3 separate regions of the Homo sapiens genome follow, and all the other regions are linked to region 1. Evidence: chromatin contacts called from ENCODE Hi-C or POLR2A ChIA-PET data. All regions are on one chromosome and are shown on one strand. The core of a region is the stretch at or near the end of the contact, and the rest is flanking DNA. Distances in the headings are between cores, read along the strand shown. Region 1 overlaps LRRFIP1 (LRR binding FLII interacting protein 1). Region 2 overlaps UBE2F (ubiquitin conjugating enzyme E2 F (putative)). Region 3 holds the start of ILKAP (ILK associated serine/threonine phosphatase).

The links. A loop is a pair of places that touch in the nucleus more often than their neighbours do. ChIA-PET counts read pairs that join two places held with the same protein, here RNA polymerase II (POLR2A). Pooled maps may share reads with other maps.
Region 2: a pooled map shows a loop between it and region 1 (2.6-fold over the local background). The contact joins two enhancer-like sites. A Hi-C loop is called at or near these places in 12 of 50 pooled maps. POLR2A ChIA-PET finds 5 or more read pairs at or near these places in 4 of 52 experiments (CD8-positive, alpha-beta memory T cell, activated CD8-positive, alpha-beta memory T cell, activated T-cell and 1 more).
Region 3: a map of CD8-positive, alpha-beta T cell shows a loop between it and region 1 (3-fold over the local background). The contact joins the promoter of ILKAP here to the enhancer-like site in region 1. A Hi-C loop is called at or near these places in 3 of 168 maps with a recorded cell type or tissue (CD4-positive, alpha-beta T cell, CD8-positive, alpha-beta T cell and naive thymus-derived CD4-positive, alpha-beta T cell), 11 of 37 single-sample maps with no recorded cell type and 13 of 50 pooled maps. POLR2A ChIA-PET finds 5 or more read pairs at or near these places in 4 of 52 experiments (CD4-positive, alpha-beta memory T cell, PC-9, activated CD4-positive, alpha-beta T cell and 1 more).

Annotation. Positions count from the first base shown.
Region 1 is chr2:237,698,969-237,703,230 of GRCh38, reverse strand. All of the region lies in intron 1 of LRRFIP1 (LRR binding FLII interacting protein 1), which reads right to left. Among named protein-coding and RNA genes, the nearest start is that of LRRFIP1, 74 kb to the right of the region's middle. RefSeq lists enhancers at 1-419, 2,722-2,771, 2,782-2,831. Within about 2 kb of position 2,395, at least 31 of the 41 ENCODE cell types and tissues checked have a DNase peak (open chromatin) inside an H3K27ac peak, as active enhancers do; they include CD4-positive, alpha-beta T cell and CD8-positive, alpha-beta T cell, where a contact is called at or near this core.
Region 2 is chr2:237,996,247-238,000,373 of GRCh38, reverse strand. All of the region lies in intron 4 of UBE2F (ubiquitin conjugating enzyme E2 F (putative)), which reads right to left. The region is part of intron 4 of UBE2F-SCLY (UBE2F-SCLY readthrough (NMD candidate)); the gene reads right to left. Among named protein-coding and RNA genes, the nearest start is that of UBE2F, 31 kb to the right of the region's middle. Within about 2 kb of position 1,678, at least 4 of the 41 ENCODE cell types and tissues checked have a DNase peak (open chromatin) inside an H3K27ac peak, as active enhancers do.
Region 3 is chr2:238,201,769-238,205,851 of GRCh38, reverse strand. ILKAP (ILK associated serine/threonine phosphatase) reads left to right here and starts at 2,157. Exons shown (of 12, transcript NM_030768.3): 1 at 2,157-2,353. The coding sequence starts at 2,299. RefSeq lists enhancers at 1,276-2,148, 3,111-3,170 and silencers at 1,961-2,530, 2,651-2,740.

The sequences.
Region 1 (4,262 bases), core at 1,146-3,645:
AGGGCTTCAGAGAACTCAGGAGACGAGACTGTGCATACCCCAGACGGCCTGCAGGTTGAGTCATTCTTTCCCTCCCATCCGAGCTTGCTGGATCCTCCACTGATTAGATTAGAACAGCGGCTTCTTGGCATGGCCCTCGCTAGGGTTCATGGGGGCTGGTCTGTCCCCACCCTACAGGAGCCAACAGGGAAAGAGCAAGCCCTTGCCTGCTCCTGGGGTCCTACACCCTGAAGCCTCCTTTCTCTGCCCATACAATCTTTGCTGAGATACTAAAACATTTAGGAGTACAGTGAAATTATCTCCCTCTGACTTGTCTTCAAATAACCTGGGTGGGGTGTAAACGGCTATAAGCTAACAATTGTTGAGGCTGGGTAGTGGGGGCACAGGGCTCTTTAAACTGTTGGCTGAGTCCCATCCCAGATCTGGGTTCCCACAAGCCCCTCCCCCTGCCACCTCCTTGCCCAGTATGTGGAGTCGTTCAAGATAAGGGCCCCTGCCGTGCAGCAGGACATGCATAGCTCGGTCTGGCTGCTGTTTCATAACAAAGAGCAAAAATTTAAAAAGAAAGAAAAGAAGGAAGGAAATGGAAGAGCCCCAAAACCAAAACTCATGCTTTCTGCTGCTGGAAGGTGGCCCGCTGCTGGGTTTTGCAGCGCTGCCCCCACCGTGTCCTCTCTCAGTTCCTGCTGCTGCCCGCGGGGTTAGGATGGAGCAGAGGGAGGAGCTCCTCTGACAAGATCCAGGCTCCCTGGCTTCTCAGGAATGCCCACAATGGTTGGTCCAGAACCATTCCTGTTCAGAACACACAGCCTGGCCCTTTCCCTGGGATCCCACCCATCCTGGCCAGGGACCCCACAGACAGAGTTTTACAGGAACTAGGTCTTACAGCAAGATACTCTTTGAGGGTGGGGATGGCTGGGAAAAAAAGATTCCATTTACTATCAAAGTTGCCTCCTTGTCCTAATCCTAGAAAGCCGAACCACGACTCGAGTTCTATTGTTGCGTCTTATTTTACCATATGTGAATATGACAGCCCTCTGATAGGGAGGTGGTGTGTACGGTGATAAGAGATCTAAAAATACACGAGGAAGCACAAGTATGACCCCCAGGGCCTCCGAAACAAATGGCTAAAAAGACAGCCAGGCTCTCCCAGCCACATTAATGCCAGCCCCACAGCCTGCTGTGGAGCCCAAGTCTATGGGGGCACCTCCCTGGGAGCCCCATCTGCCAGGCACCCAGCCCACAGGCCAGCTGGGGAGATAGGCACCAAAGTGACCCTTCTCCCCCTGCAGGGTCTTTTCTGGGCTGCATGGACCCATGCGTGACATCTCGGGAGCCAGGCTGGAGAGGCCTGCAGAAGACTGCGTGAAGAAGTCACCATCCCCATCCCGAGCCACAGATAAAAGCACATGTTAGGAGGTGCTTTGCAAAGGGACCCCACGGCATGCAGAGGGCCCTGAGGGGCTCTAGTTCTAGACAGAACCACACAGCAGAAACGGCTTCTACCGGGGCAGGGCACACAGGGCAGTGAGGTAAACAGTCTAACCCATGCCTGTTCTTCCAGGGCTCCCCATGGGCCTCCCGCTCAGAGCCCCAGAGATTCCCAGCTATAAGAAGACAGTCACCCAAAGATAATGGCCGTCCCTTCTTCCGGGTCAGGGAACTCAGGGACAGCCCGGCTCAGGCTGGGGGCTCAGGCCAAGGAGAACCAGAGAGAGAAGAAGTTATTGACCAGGACACAAGGAGAAACCCCAGCGGAGCGCAGAGTGGAGAGCCCTCCCGCACGCCCTCCTGGCCTAGCCCACATGTGCTTCCATCCTCGCATGGCCTCAGCCTGCGCTGGAGGTGTTGTAGGCAGTGGGAGTACTGCCTAAGGGTGGGGACAGCCCAACACCCTGAACCCCAATTCCAGTGACGTCTGGGGCTCTAGCAGCTCTAATGGCATTTGTATCCTTCTTGTGGCTCCTACCAGAAGATCATCATGTGGTCTCCTCAAAGAACAGAAACACAACCAACACTGGTGGGGCAGGGGCCCTGACTGCTGGCAAAGGGACAGCAGGTGCTGCGGGAGGCTCGCTGGGCAGCTTGCTTCAAAAGCCCCACACTCCTTCAGGGGATCCTGGCACTGCTCATACATTTCCTGAGCATTGAAGCTTTTCTGGGATTCCAGCCTAGTGTAGAATTACAGATCCCAGGGCCTCTCACCCTACAGTCACAGGAAATGTTCTTACTCTGCTTTTAAACTCTGTGGTGATACCCTAGGGGTCCAGAATTCTACACAGAAGCTGGAAGGGGTTTATGAGCCACAACTTTAGGGCAGGCAGTTCCTGAGAAATACTCTGACGTCACTCCTTCCACCCAGGCTGAGAAGGCCCTGCAGCCTGGAAAGCACCGCATGTGAACCAGAGGCGGCTCCCACCTCCCCCCGCAGAGCCCAGGGGAGACCCAGGGCATACAGCTCATGTGCAGATTCGTGGCTGCCATGCCCGCCGTTTGCCAGGAGCCTGTTAGCGCATATTAGGGACACCCAGTGGGCCAATGGACAGAGGACTGGACCATGAACAGCAGCTCTCCTCAGATGTCAGATGGAAATGACGCCCCACGGGGCTGTTCAGGGAGAGAAGCCGTTTGCCAGCTGTAAAGCACTCTGCAAACAGGAGGAAGTTCTCCTATTAATTACACACATTCATTTTCGCCTCCAGGTTTTAGCGTCAAGCAGAGAAGTGAAAAAGCAGCAGCATTATTTTTCTAGGCCCCATGATACATCACCAGTCTAGTTTATAACCTTTTTGGAAAAGTGTTAAGGATGTAATTCAAGTTCACTCACGTGAATGTGACAGGAATATGATGCAGCCGAAGCCTGAAGTGGCCACAAAGGCCAGTTTGTTCACAGACAAGCAGGGGCCTCGGTCCTTGTGCGATTCTTCCCCTGAGCTAAGAAGGAATCAAGCTCCTGGAGGGGCCGTGGTGTACCCAGGCTGTGACACGGGATCCCTTTCCTGAGCCACTTTGCTATAGGAAGTAGCCACAGCCACCAACTTTTGTTTTCTCTGCAAACCCCCCAACCCTCAGATGCAGTGGCCTCTAAAGTTTGCTATTCACAGCAACCAAGTGGGCCGGGTGATGTTCTCCTGCACAGACGTGGACAAGAACGGACGGCACAAGGCTAGCACCTCCGCAACGCAAGGGAGGCTCACCTCGGTTCCGTGTACCCACCACCCCATGTCCCCCAGAGGCGATGTGCACTGTATCTCAGTTCCAAAAGAAATGCTCATGTGGGCAATCTCACGAAGTCCCCCAGGAACCACAAAGAGCCTTCCCTACGGCCATGACTGTGAGAACGATCGTTACCAGGCACAGGGCACTCTGGGGTGGCAGCTGGCAGTGGCGGAAGTGTTGACTTAGAGGGCATTTTGGAAATGTTGGGGGGACTGGGATGTCAAAAAGATTGGGAAGAAGCTAAGGGTATTGGGGCGGGGGGGCAGGGCCAGGTCGGCCAACCATCCCGCATTCAGACACGCCTGCGATGGGAAGAACTTTTCCCTTGACTGCTCAGGAAGATAGAAAAACCACTGTTTTGGCCGGGTGCGGTGGCTCACGCCTGTAATCCCAGCACTTTGGGAGGCCGAGGCAGGCGGATCATCTGAGGTCAGGAGTTCAAGACCAGTCTGACCAACATAGTGAAATCCCATCTCTACTAAAAATACAAAATTAGCCGGGCATGGTGGCGCATGCCTATAATCCCAGCTACTCAGGAGGCTGAGGCAGGAGAATCACTTGAACCCGGGAGGCGGAGGTTGTAGTGAGCCGAGATCTCACCATTGCACTCCAGCCTGGGCGACAGAGCGAAATTCCATCTCAAAAAAAAAGAAAAAAAAAAAAAAGAAAAGAAAAACCACTATTTTTAATTTTTGGATTTACAAACTGATTGCAACTTACATATAAACTCAAAATATGTTTTACACAGTTCAAATATACATGAACTATTCCAGGAATGCAATCGACATGGAAATTGAAGGAAGATGATGATACTTGGCTTTGTTCAGAACTTTCCTGAGAGTTAGTCAACTTTGTAGAATGTCACGTCATAGACAGCAACATGAGGGGTGGTGTGTGGGTCTCAGTGCAACACACCTGTGTCAGCCTCCCTGTGACGCCAGGCACAGGTGTGTGCAGGTCTCATCACTGCATTCAACTGCTGGTGTACTTGGTCTTGAGTATTTCTATATCAAAATTCTTATTATGTTACTATAAACTACCTG
Region 2 (4,127 bases), core at 429-2,928, 300 kb before region 1:
TAGGATCTACTTCAAGAAGCTAGAAAAAGTAAAGTAAAACCAAAGTATTAGGAAGGAAATAACAAAGAGCAGAAATAAATGAAATGGGCAAACAATTGAGAAAAAAGTCAGTTCTTTGCAAAAATCAACTGCATAAACCTTTAGCTAACATGATCAAGAAAAATGAGAAGCCACAAATTACTGTATCAGTAATGAAAAAGGCGACATCAATATAAGTCTTACAGATATTAGTAGACTAGTAAGAATATTCTGGGCTGGGCGCAGTGGCTCACGCTTGTAATCCCAGCATTTTGGGAGGCCAAGGTGGGTGGATCACGAGGTCAGGAGACTGAGACCAGCCTGGCCAACATCGTGAAACCTGTCTCTACTAAAAATATAAAAATTAGCTGGGTATGGTGGTGTGCACCTGTAATCCCAGGTACTCGGGAGGCTGAGGCAGGAGAATCGCTCGAACCTGGGAGGTGGAGGTTGCAGTGAGCTGAGATCGCGCCACTGCACTCCAGCCTAGGCGACACAGTGAGACTCCGTCTCAAAAAAAAAAAAAAAAAAAAAAGAACAACATCAAAATACTTAACATCTATGAATTTCAAAATAAGTACTATATAAAGCTACGACAATTAAAACAGTGTGGTACGGGCCTAAGGGTAAACACAGACCAATGGAACAGAATCAAGTCCAAAAAGCAGAACTACACATATACAGTCAATGCTGTTTGGTCAAGCTTTCAAGGTAATTCAATGAAGAAAGGAAAGTCTTTTCATTGAAACAGCTGGATATCTAGATAGATAAAGTAAATCTCAACCTCTGTCTTACTCCACATACAAAAATCAATTCAAGATGGCTGATGGACCTTAACATAAAACCTACCATCCTAAAGCTTCTAGGAAAAAAACATAGGAGCATATATTTATAAGTTTCAGGTAAGCAAAAATTTCTGGACAGGACATAAAAGGCACAAACCATTAAAAAACTGATAAACTGCACATCATAAAAATTAAAACTTCAGCCACATGTGGTGGCTCATGGCAGTAATCTCAGCACTTTGGGAGGCCAGGGTGGGCGGATCACTTGAGGTCAAGAGTTTGAGACCATCCTGGCCAACACAGCAAAACCCCGTCTCTACTAAAACTACAATGGATGAAACTCAAAAACATTACGTTAAGTAAAAGAGGCTGAGGCCTGAGAATCGCCTGAATCTGGGAGGCAGAGATTTCAGTGAGGTGAAGTTGCACCACTGCACTCCAGCCTGGGTGACAGAGCGAGACTCTGTCTCAAAAAAAAAAAATAAATAAATAAATAAAAGAAATTCCTCCTCAACAAAAGACAGCATTTTTAAAAATGAGCAGAAAAGTCACAGAATGGGAGAAAATATCTGCAGCTCATGCATCTGACAAAAGACTTGTATTCAGACCACAGCACAAAATAAAAAGTTTTTTTAGGGCAAAAGACTGGGGCACTTCAGAAAGGACGATGTATAAATGGCCCGTAAATACATGAAAAGATACTCTACATCATCTGTCACTGGGAAATGCAAATAAAAACCCCAATGATATACCATTTCACACCCAAATGTTGATATATGTGTAGAACAATGGAAACTTCTCATACAGTGCTGGTCAGGGTATGGCACAACCACAGTGGAAAGTTTCTTAAAAGGTTAAACATGTTATCTTTCCTATGACTCAAAAATTCCACTCTTAGGTAGAATTAAAGAGAAAGGAAAACTATGAACACGAAAAGCTTGTAAAAAAAAAAAAAAAAGCTCACGGCAGTCAAACCTCATAGCTTTTGGTTTATTGATACTAGCCAAAACCTAGAAACTACTCAAATGTCTATCACTAGGAAGATAAATTATGACATATTCATTAAAATTCCATAAAAAGGGAATAAACTACTGATTCACACAACATGTGTAAATTTAAAACTATGTTAAGTGAAAGAAGTCAGAGACAAAGAGTACATATATAAGATTCCATTTACATATAAAAAATTCAAGAACAAGAAAAACTAATTTATGGAAATAAAAATCAGAAAGGAATTTTGGATGGTGGTGTAGGGGGCAAGGAACTGGCTGCAAAGAGGCAGAAGGAAACTTTGGGAATGATGGAAATGTTTTTCATCTTTATTGGGGTTATGGTTACATATGTGTATACATTTTCCAAATGTAAGCTATACATTTCAAATTAGTACATTTTATTGTTTATAATTTTATACCTCAGTAAAACTGATTATAAAATTTTTAATTTAAATTTAAAAAATTGTCATTGTTACTTAAAGCCATGTTCCCTTCAGCCTAAAACCATCACCACCATCACAGCAGGGCAGGCTGAGGTGACCTTCATCAACATGTCAGCCAGGCCACTCACTGAACAGGTCCAGTTTTTCAAACTGTCCCACTAACTTCACAGAAGCCTCCACGGGATATTTCAGGCTATCTTTTACGTTTTTGTTTTGTTTCATTTCACTTATTACTACTTTTTCTTGTTTTGCGAGATGATGTGGACGCTTTTTTTCTAAATTCGGTCCCTTTCTTTTCCCCATCACCAAATTACATTTCCATGTTTTTCTCTAAAGAGTGTATTTATTCCCAAGCATGAGCAACCACTCCAAAAGCAAACAAAACTATCAAAATGTTAGCAAGTGTGAACAGGAGCCAGATAAAGAGGTGTGAGCTGAAAATGCAGACGCAATTCTTCCACTCTTGACCATTCTAACCCCCAGATCATAGATATTAGTGAGTTTTCAGCCCTAGCTCCAGGATTACTGGCTACAAATGAGTCCATTTCAAAATCATTTTATTTCATATATTGTTAAAACTTCACAACTTAGACATATCACTGTAATTTGTTTTCAATATGAAGAGGAGCAGGATTCTAAAATTTTTTTTAAAAACCATGATATGAAGCAAGTTTTTCCGGTTGGCATATCTCGGCCACACTTCTCTTAATAATCAAAGGGCAGGCATCACCACAGCTTTCTAATTCACAGACATCACAAAATAAGGGCATATACACAGTATCTAAAAAGCATGCTGTGCACAGCTCAATGTTAATGTCCCTGAAGTACACTTATTAAAAATATGAATATTCAGGCATTAAGTATTTACAGGTACCAAGACACAAGTTACTTTTTATTTATTTTTTTTATTTTTTTTGAGACAGCTCTGTCGCTCAGGCTGGAGTGCACTGGGCCAATCTCAGCTCACTGCAACCTCCACCCCCTGGGTTCAAGCAATTCTCCTGCCTCAGCCTCCTGAGTAGCTGGGATTACAGGCACGCACCACCACCACACCGGGCTAATTTTTTTGTATGTTTAGTAGAAACGAGGTTTCACTATGTTGGCCTGGCTGGTCTCGAACTCCTGACCTCAAGTGATCCACCCACCTGGGCCTCCCAAAGTGCGGGAATTACAGGCATGAGCCACCGGGCCCAGCCACAGGTTACTTTTTAATCTGATAGAACAGTGAGTACAAAAACTGTAACAATTATGCTCCATTTTCAAGGACAATTCTAAGACCAACATCAAAGATGCTGTCATATATACAATAATCACAACATTAAAGTGATTCAGTAAAAAATTTCAGTTAAAAAATAAGGGGGGCTGGGCGCAGTGGCTCACACCTGTAATCCCAGCACTTTGGGAAGCCGAGGCTGGCAGATCACCTGAGGTTAGGAGTTTGAGACTAGCCTGGCCAACACAGTGAAATCCCATCTCTACTAAAAATACAAAAATTAGCTGGGCATGGTGGCGCATGCCTGTAATCCCAGCTACTCAGGAGGCTGAGGCAGGAGAATCACTTGAACCCGGAAGGCGAAGGTTGCAGTGAGCCCGAGATTGCGTCACTGCACTCCAGCCTGGGTGGCAGAGTGAGACTTGGTCTCAAAAAAAAAAAAAAAACGCGGAGGGGAGGCGGGGAAGAAACATTTATCCAGACTTGCCAGAAACCCAATCACATGACAGTAAAGAGCCTGGAAAAATCAACAAACATCTTTGAGTGGCCAAGGACCACAAAGCCCATGCTTGGGATGGGCAGAGCCACAGAATCCCTGATAGCCATTGAAAATGCCCTAGAAAGGCAGATGAAAGAAAATATTTTACTATAAACACACAAGTCTGAAATTAGTAAA
Region 3 (4,083 bases), core at 908-3,407, 500 kb before region 1:
TGCTTAATTAACCTTTTTCTAAGTTTTTTTTATTTTTTTGAGACGGAGTCTTGCTCAGTCGCCCAGGCTGGAGTGCAGTGGCGAGATCTCGGCTCACTGCAAGCTCCGCCTCCTGGGTTCACACCATTCTCCTGCCTCAGCCTCCCAAGTAGCTGGGACTACAGGCACCCGCCACCATGCCTGGCTATTTTTTTTTTTTTTTTGTATTTTTAGTAGAGACGGGGTTTCACCATGTTAGCCAGGATGGTCTCGATCTCCTGACCTCGTGACCCACCCGCCTTGGCCTCCCAAAGTGCTGGGATTACACGCGTGAGCCACCGCGCCTGGCCACCTTTTTCAAAGATTTTTAACCAGCAGGATCATGGCCATCTCACAGACAATTACCCAAAAACATCTACAGACAGCGTTACTCCTACAATCAATCTGAAACCAAAGAACTCTCTGCTCACTCCCCCAGCAGGAAGTAGCCAGAAAAAATGCGCTGCCCCTTGTCCTTTTCATAACTATAGAGACTGGATTGATAGAGCAGGAGCATTGCCATCTTGGACAAACACCACCTTTCTAAGTTCCCCTTGATTAAAAAACCACCTAAATCCTACCCCAAAACATCAGCCTAACGGCTAATGTCAGCATAACCAGAAATATTCCAACCCTAAGATAAACCTCTCTTCAACCAGAAACATGCTAACCCTGAAATAACCTCTCCTCCAATAGCCTCCCCTCCGACCAGAGACATTCCAACCCTGCAATAAACGTTCCCCCACTTCCAAAACCCTTAAATATCCTTAGTCTGTAAGAGAGAATGCTTAGTCTGTAAGAGAGAGCGCTCCTGATCGAAATTGGCCAGAATCCCCTCTCAGGTTTATTCTCTGAAATAAACCTTTTAATGTTGAGCCGCTTTTTGTATTTATTTCCTCTTTCTTTAACGGTTACAAGCATTGTTACTTGAGTGTTTCTGCTGTAATGGAGGAGGCAGCATGAATATCTCAAACGGTTGCTAGTGAGAAGCCACGCAGATGAGAGGCATGAAGCCTTGTTGGGCTCCCTCCATGTCCTACAGCCAGAGAGCGTCAGAAATACATCTGCCCCAGAATGAACTGGGCTGAAAACTCTTTGCATGGAGGGAGACCACATAACCTGGGGAACTTGGGTAAACGATGTTGGAACGGAGGTGTAAGATTTGGGTTTGTGTTAGTTGATTTGGGGAAACATTTATGGAAACGGGCCTTTGCTCCGGATTGGATGTCAGGAAGAGGAGGATTCCATGATTGGATATCTTGATGAAGCTTATCTAGACGGCAGGAGGACGAGACAAAGGCTAAACATGTAATGGTAAAGAAGCAGCAATCACTCTTATTGGCCAAGACGAGGGGAATGTGGTCACTTTTGTGGCTTGGACAGTGTTCCTGTTTTGTCTGTGTTCACACTTGATTACACAGTGGTCTGTTTTTTTCTCTTGATCTGTATCACGGCCTGATGTTGGTGTTTTATGAAATTGTTCACATTCAAAGAGAACACCCAGGCCTAGCTGTTTGTGCCAGACCAACCCCAAGTCCTGGCTGCAGAACCAGGCCAGCTCCCCGATGTCAGTGGCCGCCTTTCTCTTTACAGGCATGGAGGGGGACACCATTAAGGAGGAGCCCCTCTTCTCCGCTCCCCACAGACACCAGTGGGTGCAGACAAGTCAGGGAATGCCTCCTTTCCCTCCGGCATCTTTTGAGGTTTCCGTCCTGACGCCCAGGGCCGCTCCATCCAAGCCTCGGTTTCTCAGTCTCTAAAACAGGCCAGAAACCAGGCACGCCGTGGTGAAAGGACGAGCCGAAGAGATGGCAAGAGCTCCAGAAAGCCTTCCCAGGCATCAGGGGCTGCCCTTGAGCTCAGACGTTTCTCTCTGGACAGGGCTTCTTGGACAGGAACTCAACGAAACTTGACAGAAATCGGACACCCCCAGCCAAGGAAAAGCAGGAGGGGCCCGGGGTTCGCCAAGGCGGGAAACACCGCGGGGCCCAGACGGCGCCGTCCGCCCGGCTCGCAGTCGGGGCGCGGGAGGGGCCCACGCGCATGCGCACCGCCCCGCCCCCAGCCGCCCCGCCCAGCCCGCGCGCAGCCCTCTGGGGCGGCCGGGCCACGCCGCGCGCCGATTGGTGGCGTCCGGGACTCTCCCTGCAGGTGACTGACGGCGCCGGCCGCCCCTGCCCGTCGCCCGCCCGCTGCTGCCGCCCGCCCGGGGTGTGGAGCCCGGCCGCTGCTCGCGGGCTGAGTGTCTGTCGCTGCTGCCGCCTCCACCCAGCCTCCGCCATGGACCTCTTCGGGGACCTGCCGGAGCCCGAGCGCTCGCCGCGCCCGGCTGCCGGTAAGCGGCGTTGCCGCCGGGCCGGCCAGGGAAGGGAGAGCAGGCGGGATGGGGGCGGCCTGAGGCCCGGGGCGGCTGAGGCGGCGCCCGCGCTGGGAGGCGGCGGGCGGCGCGGGCTGCACGGGGCCTGCTCCTGCCTGGCCAGGCCCCGTCCGGCCCACTGGCGGCCCTGTCGGAGGCCCGGTCGCTCGCGGAGCTCGGAGAGGCCGCTCCGCCATTTTCGCTACGCAGGAAGGAAAGGGCCGAGCCGTCGTGGCCACGGCCCCTCTGCGTGGCGGTGAAAGGCGCCGGCGCGACCGCGTGGGCCGACCCGAGGGACCGGCTCTGAACGCCCGGCGGCACCGCGGGCCCCCGCGCCCCGATTCCACCCGCGGCCTGGGCTGCCTTGCGCGTCGCCCGCCCGCGGCTTCCGGGCCGCACTTCACCCGCGGGCTGTGGAACGGCCGCGTTCCGGGCCGGTGCAAGTTCAGGGGCTTGGCGTTTTTATTTGCACTGGAGATTGAATTAATCACCATCTTAATCCTTCGTGTTTTTGAAGCCTGGAAGACAGGATGCCTCCTCTGTCATCCTGTGATTTTGTGATAATTAACAGTAGTTTTTTTTTTTTTTTTCTGGTCCACGGGAAGTTCCCCCTCTCCTTGAAGTTAAGGGGTCCGCTCATCTCCTAAGCGCTGGCCCCTGCCAGTGGGAGTCCCTGTGGGCTGTGGTTTGAGCTCAGCATCCTAGCAGCTTGAAACAGGGCCTGTGTTAATCCCTGCGTCCTGTGGGTTACAGTCTCCGGGTTTCATCTGTCAAAACGCGTGAATATTTCATATGCAAGACTTCCAGCTTGATGTTGTAGTTTAGGGCCTTATTACAAAATTTAACTTGGGGGCAGAAAACCTGGAAAACTTAAGACGTTCAGATTTCCAGGCCCACCTCAGCCCCAGTAAATCCGAATCCCTGAGAGTGGGGTTTCCGAATCTGTTACTAAATCCCCAGGCCAACCCAGCGGGGGCTGGAGACCAGTGGTTTGGGAGCTGCTGTTGTAGGGTAGACGGAGGTGAGTAAGGCCCAGCCTTCGCTTTCTAAGAGCTGCTTTCTGAAGGGTACTAATTACGGTAATTAAAACTGGCAAAAGTTAATGACTGTGGGAAATGCTGAGGACTCTTGAGGAGGGATTGTCGGGCACCGAGAGACTGGGGAAGGAGGCAGTGTTTGAATTGAGCTTCCAAGGATGTTCAGGCTTGTGATTTGCAGTAATTCTGGGCGAGAAAACATTTTATTTTATTTTACTTTTTGAGACGGAGTCTCACTCTTGTCGCCCAGGCTGGAGTGCAATGGTGAGATCTGAGCTCACTGCAACCTCCGGGTTCAAACAATTCTCCTGCCTAGGCCTCCCTACTAGCTGAGATTACAGGCGCCGACCACCACACCCGGCTAATTTTTATATTTTTAGTAGAGACGGGGTTTCACCATGTTGGGTAGGGTGGTCTTGAACTCCTGACCTCAGGTGATCCGCCCGCCTCGGCCTCCCAAATTGCTGGGATTACAGGTGTGAGCCACCGTGCCCTGCCCCCACTGACCGTTCTGATGGTACAGAGCATCTCAGTAACTGGTCCTGGAGTCTTTGAACTTGACTCAGCCATTCATTTTCAAAATAACCACGGTTTTAGCTGTGGGTAAAAATTGGATTTGTGTAGCAGTCTTTTTTCTCTTGTCAATGGAGTATAATTTCTATCTGAATATAT